Regions from separate parts of the Homo sapiens genome. Here region 2 is linked to region 1. The links are chromatin loops, found by intact Hi-C in ENCODE. Cell type or tissue: mammary epithelial cell. All regions are shown on one strand. Each heading gives the region's core, and the rest is flanking DNA. Links, peaks and the distances in the headings are about the cores only.

Region 1 (2,800 bases), core at 65-2,564:
GCCCCCAGCAGCTCCAGTCCCAGGGATGTCCACCTGCAGCCTCGGCCTGCTCGCCATGCCTGGCCCCCAGCCCCTCCAACACCATCTGGATGGGGAGGGGCCACCCACACCCCATCTGGGGCCCTCGACAAGGACGGCTGCAGAGGGTTCCCCGACAGTCATTTCCCATTGATCCCAGGAATGTTGAGTGAGCACCTACTGTGTGCCCGGCCTTGTGCTGTGAACGAGATAAGTAGGGCCCTGCCTTCATGGAGCTGACAGTCCACACTGGGGGCCGTTAACATGGGGAGCAAGTTGAATAGAGTTTGGGGTTGTTCCTTGTGTTACTATGGAGATAAATAGGTTGCTATGACGGACTGGCAGTATGTACGTGGGAGGAGGTGGCATGCAGCTGGGCTCGGAAGGAGGAGATGGGACCACCACAAAGAGCGGAGTGACGTGCATGCCAGGTGGCAGGGAGGCAGCCGGGGGAAGCAGCTCAGGATGTTCTAGGAACTCCAGAGGTTGTTGCGACGGAAGTACAAGGAATGAGGGGGCCAAGGATGAGAAGGAAGTGGTGCACGTGGGGCATTGGGGGTGGCTTGCAAAGCCCCCATTACCTTCTGAGCCCAGAGCTTGGGCAGGGCTTGTGCCCAGACAGAAAGGAAGCTTGCTGAACACCGGGGTTTCCCGCCTTGCAGATGGTCTGCTTTGGGGAAGTCACAGGTCCGTCTCCCTTGGAACAGGCAGGAAAGCCCCTCCATCCTTGGTGTCTGGGGTAGGGGAGTGAGGCAGGGCTGCTCACTCAGCCGCCTGCCTGGGACCCCTAAGCTTCCTCTTGACCCCTGACTCCTCTCCCAGGCAGGTTCTTCACCTCTCCTCCCTTGCTTGGAATGAATGGATTCTGCTGTCCCTTTAAAGGGACCTGAGTCAGAGAGTTAAGAATGAAACTGACTCATGGTAGAAGGGGTGGTCACCAGCTGGCCAGGCGCCAGGGCTGCGGCGGGAGAGGAAGCCGGGCGGCCGCAGCTGCCTGTGTGTGCTCGGCTGCAAAGGGCAGAAACCACAAAACCCCATTTGAAATTCCGCCGTGCAGCGTGTCTTGTGTAATGAGGTTACCCCTCATAATGGGGGCATTCAGGGCCCACACGGGCCTGGGGGCTGGGGGCCTGCCCCCCGGGGCCAGCTGATGCTGATGTCATCTTCAGTTAGGAGTATCCCCTCCCTTGATTAAGAACTTTAAAAAAAAAAAATGCACCAGGAAACTAGAGTGAGAGCCAGAACGGAAGTCTTGGTTTTATTTATAGTTGATAACTTACATCCGGCCTGCTCCTCAGGAAGCACAGCAGGGAGGAGACAGAGCCCAAAGGAGACGGCGACAAAAATGCCCAAACCCCTGAGCTAATGTGGTGACTGAGAGCAAGCCTAAAGCTCCCTTCTGAGCTCCCCAGCAGCCAAAGCAAAGAGAGAAACAGGGTCCTGCAGCATGATGTCACAGAAAACCAGGGACCCTGGAGCCTGGGTTCCAATAAGAACCTTACATTCTGACGCCTTAGATTTCTCCCTGGAAAATGGGGAGAAAAATACTGAATTGGTTGGGAGGGCCATGCAACACACCCAGCACAGTGTCTGGATGCATTTCAGAGGCCCCACCAGTCTAGGGTCTACAGAAAGACAGTACAGGCGCCTCACTCTCCATGCCTGTACGCATGGCAGACATCACTCATGGATTGCAACACGCTTCCCTGGAGCCAGATGCAGCCTCGTAGCCCCATTGCACAATGTCTCCAGGGGCTACCACCAATGCCCCAGTCGGCTGGAGCTGAACTTGCGTGTCCTCCCAGCCTCTAACCAGCTGAGAAAATGACCAGAAGGAGCTGGGTTATCATGATTTTCCCAGCACCTGGCTCATGCCTGCACCTGGGAGACACTCAATAAAAAATTGTCTAGTTAGGGAAGAGGCAGGGAAGAATGGGAGAAAGGAGAAGGAAGAGGAGAGGGTAGGAGAGTTGGGAGAGGAAACTTGGAACTTAGGCAACTTGTTGAGCTTCTCTAGGCCTCAGTTTCCTCATCTGTTAAGTGGGGGGTTTTAGTAGCTACCTCATGGAGTCATTCTGAGGATTAAATGAGGCTGGGCATATAAACCACTTGGCACACAGGACGTCCTCAACAAGTGAGGATGATGATGAGGAGGAGGAGGAGGAGGTGGTGGAGGAGGAGAGGAGAAGCACCTGACACTGGGGGTGGGTGCATAGTGGGCCCCACCTGGCCAGTCCTCCTAACTCCCATGCGCCACCCCCCCAGGGCCTCAACAGTCACAACAGTCAGCCAGGACCCAGCCACCCGCAGAGGCAGGCCCCAGGTGGAGCAGTGAGGGGTGGGGTGCCGGTGGAGGGTCAGGCATGCTCTTCTTCCCCTTTCATAGTCAGGGCAGCTCGATTCTGCCAGGGTCATGCAGAGTGCCCCGGCACCGGCCAGAAGTCCTCGCCCAGGTGAGCGCAGAGCCACATCCATTCGCGCCCACATAATTTCCATGGAGAGCCCATGCCGCCCATGCACCTCCTCAGGGCACGAGCTAATGGCCTGCTCAACGCCCACTCTAAAGGCTTCTCCCAGGTGAGCAACGCCCACCACCCTTGCAGACTGACTCCCAGAATTCCTGTTCCCAGTGCCACACAGAGTGCCTTGTGGTGCATCTGTGACCCTCCTGGCCCGGGACACGTCCACGTCTTCTGCCTCCTGGCTGAGCCCCGCACCTGTCTGGGCACCCTTGTCTCCCTTGTTTCTCTCCCGGTCACCAGCTCCAGCAGCAAACCACAGA
Region 2 (2,800 bases), core at 199-2,698, 290 kb before region 1:
GGGTTGTTTTTCCAATTGTTTATTTTCCTTTGTGTTCTTCAATAGTTCTTAAGAGTTTTAAAAGATAGAGATCTTAAAAATTCCTTTTATGCTTATTCCTATCATTTTATCTTTTAAAAAAATTAACTGAGAAGCAGATTCTGGATTGTGTGTGGTGTGTGTGTGTGCACGTGTGTGTGTGTGAAAGCTACTGATTTTTTAATATAGTCTGCTCCCTTAGTGATGCATTTGATTGCTTATAATAGCCTTTCAATGTATTTTGGGGGGTTTTCCAGGAATATAAGGATATCACCTGCAAATACTAAGACTTTTTCTTCTTTTCCATTTTTATACTTTGAATTTATTTGCCTTTTCTGGTTGTATTTGCTAGTAATTCTGCAACAATTAAATAACAGTGTTGATAATGATTGTTGCTGTCTTAGTGGCAATACCTTTCATGTTTCTTGTATTAAGAGGAAGCTGGCTGAGATGGAAATATTTTGTTAGATTAAAGATAGTTCCATCTATTCTTTTTTATTGAGTGTTTAACCAGGAATTTTTCAAATGTTTTTCAACTATGGAAACAATCATTTGATTACCTCCCCTGAAGTCAATTAATACAATCAATTTTATTAACATATTTCCCAGTGTGAATGTAGTCTTCTTTTCATGTGCTTCTGAATTCTATTTGTTTATATTTTACTTTGGATTTTCCCCTTGATATTTATAAGAAATTTTATCCAAAGCTCCCATCAAGTTTTGGTATCAATGTTATACTTGCTTTATAAAAATAATTAAAAAAATTTTCTTCCTTGTTGTATGCTCAAGTTTTAAACAGCATTGGGATGAAAGGTTTAGGAGCTATTCCCTGTGAACCTCCTGGGCCTGGTTCCTTTTTGGGGTTGAAGGTCCTAAAATTTGCCATTAAAAACAATGCCATAATGAATATCCTTCCTATCTATGCTTGTACACTTACACGGGTTTTTCAGTTAAGCTAATTCATAGATGCATAGTTGCTATCAAAGATCAGCCACAATTTAAAATGTGATCAATAGGTCCTTATAGTCCCTATCCCTCCCATGGAGGCTGAATCAATTTGTGCTCTCTCCAATAGTGACATTGGGTATTTTCAACCTTTTTTGTCTTCGCCAATCTGACAGACAAAGCAAAAACAAAACTCAAAATTATTATATTATTGGTTTAAAAAATGCACAGTTTTTAAACCAGTTATGAGGTTGGGCGCTTTTTTATATTTTTACTGGTAACTGAATTTCCTTCTCTTTGAATTGCCTGCTCATGTCTTTCCCATAGTTTTCCAACAGGTTTCTCTCCTTTTCTTCATTGCTTTTCAAGAGCTTTTTATATAGTAGGGATCCACAAACATTCCACTGGGTCCATAATCCTAGGCCAGCCATGCGTTGTCCTGGTGGATGGACTTTATTATAAAAATTATGTAGCTGCTCTACAGTACCTAAGTTCACTCTACTGGGCAGAGGCCGAACTGCAGATGATTCAGCCTTGGGTCATGCAGAGAACTTGAACTCGTCAATCGAAGATCCAGAACTGACTTGAGGAACTTGACTCAACTATCCTGTGTCCAGTTCCAGCAAGCTCTTTATAGGACTGGAAAAAGTGTCCATGGCTAGAGAACTCCCACAGATGGGGAAACATACCACACATCCACGTAAGTCTGGTCATCAAAATTCATTTCCTGAATAGGATCAGAGGAAGCATGGCCTGTCCCTGGTTAGTTATTTGAGGGAATAGAAGGGAAAGGAGCTATTTGCAATTTTTAAAAATCAAAATTCGGCCGGGTTTTCTGTCGAGTTGTGTTTTTTGGTGCTTTGTTGATTTCTGGAGGAAAACAAAAATATGTGATCGGGATGCAAAGGAAGTTTTGGGAGACCAAGAACGGCAGGGAGGTGGCAGTTCCCGGCTGATAACCACAGCAGGGAGGGAGAGGGTGTATGTTGCCCATATGTAGTTTGCTGTAGCTTTGCAAACAGCTTTAAAAATCAAGCAAGCCATCAGGCCACAATAGTTTCAGACCCATCTTTTTGGAAGCTGCATCTCTTAGCCCAGACCCAGCCCTTGCCCATGTGTCCTGGCAAGACAGGATGTGAGGATGAGTCAAAAGGATGAATGAAACATCAGATAAAACAAGGGGAGAGAATGTGGCTCCACTGTCCAGAGCACAGACATTCCTCTGACCTGTGTCAGGCACTGTTTTTGACTTTGGGCTGACAAAGGTGTTGAGAATAACAGTACAATCATGGCAACAACCAAAACACATGCTCATTCTCTGTCACAGGCGCTACTGGGAGGCATGTCACAAACACACGCCCATTGGGTCTGCAGAATGAGGCAGGTGCTATTGAGACCTCAACCTGTAGATGGGGAAAGTAGACTTGGGGAGGTGAAGTAACTTGCCCAAGGGTGTGTGTCTGGGAAGTCTGAGCCCAAATCCGTGCTCTGTGCCACGTTGCCTCCTCAAGACAACAGGTGCATGGGTACGTCCTTGGAAGCTCAGGGTGATGATGCTGTTGAAGGCATGAAGCCATGGCTTGGAGTACCATGTGGCACCTGCTGTATGGGGAAACAGATGCTGAGGGGATCCAGAAGACTGCCTGGGATGTCAGGGAGGGCTTCACCAGACACAGGGGCAGGTGCCCAGGGATGCTTTGGGTTTTAGCAGGAAAACAGGGAGGAGGCTAGGTGGGAGGATGGCCTTCCGGTGGATTGGCCAGGCTTCTGGAAGCAATGGAGCCCATGAAAAGCGACAGCCAGGGACAGTGGGGAGGGCTGGGGTTAAAATGGCTGT

Evidence for each region. Hi-C counts contacts between places; a loop is a spot of excess contacts. Peaks named below come from ENCODE experiments on the same cell type or tissue, not always from the same donor. Only the 100,000 strongest peaks of a DNase experiment are listed, where the experiment ranks them.
Region 2: it touches region 1 in a loop (2.9-fold over the local background); 2 of 110 quality-filtered maps call a loop at or near these places.

Annotation. Positions count from the first base shown.
Region 1 is chr11:69,295,738-69,298,537 of GRCh38, reverse strand. It overlaps MYEOV (myeloma overexpressed), which reads right to left. Exons shown (of 3, transcript NM_001293291.2): 3 at 1,251-2,800. The coding sequence ends at 2,146. Among named protein-coding and RNA genes, the nearest start is that of MYEOV, 3.0 kb to the right of the region's middle. RefSeq lists enhancers at 1-55, 1-670, 636-705, 212-1,411, 671-1,533. In mammary epithelial cell, for the core only: no CTCF peak of the experiment used is centred there; a DNase peak (open chromatin) is centred at 1,027; H3K27ac peaks cover 1,654 bases.
Region 2 is chr11:69,587,240-69,590,039 of GRCh38, reverse strand. No RefSeq gene overlaps it. Among named protein-coding and RNA genes, the nearest start is that of CCND1, 53 kb to the left of the region's middle. In mammary epithelial cell, for the core only: CTCF peaks have their summits at 1,455 and 2,343; DNase peaks (open chromatin) are centred at 1,599 and 2,199; H3K27ac peaks cover 1,649 bases.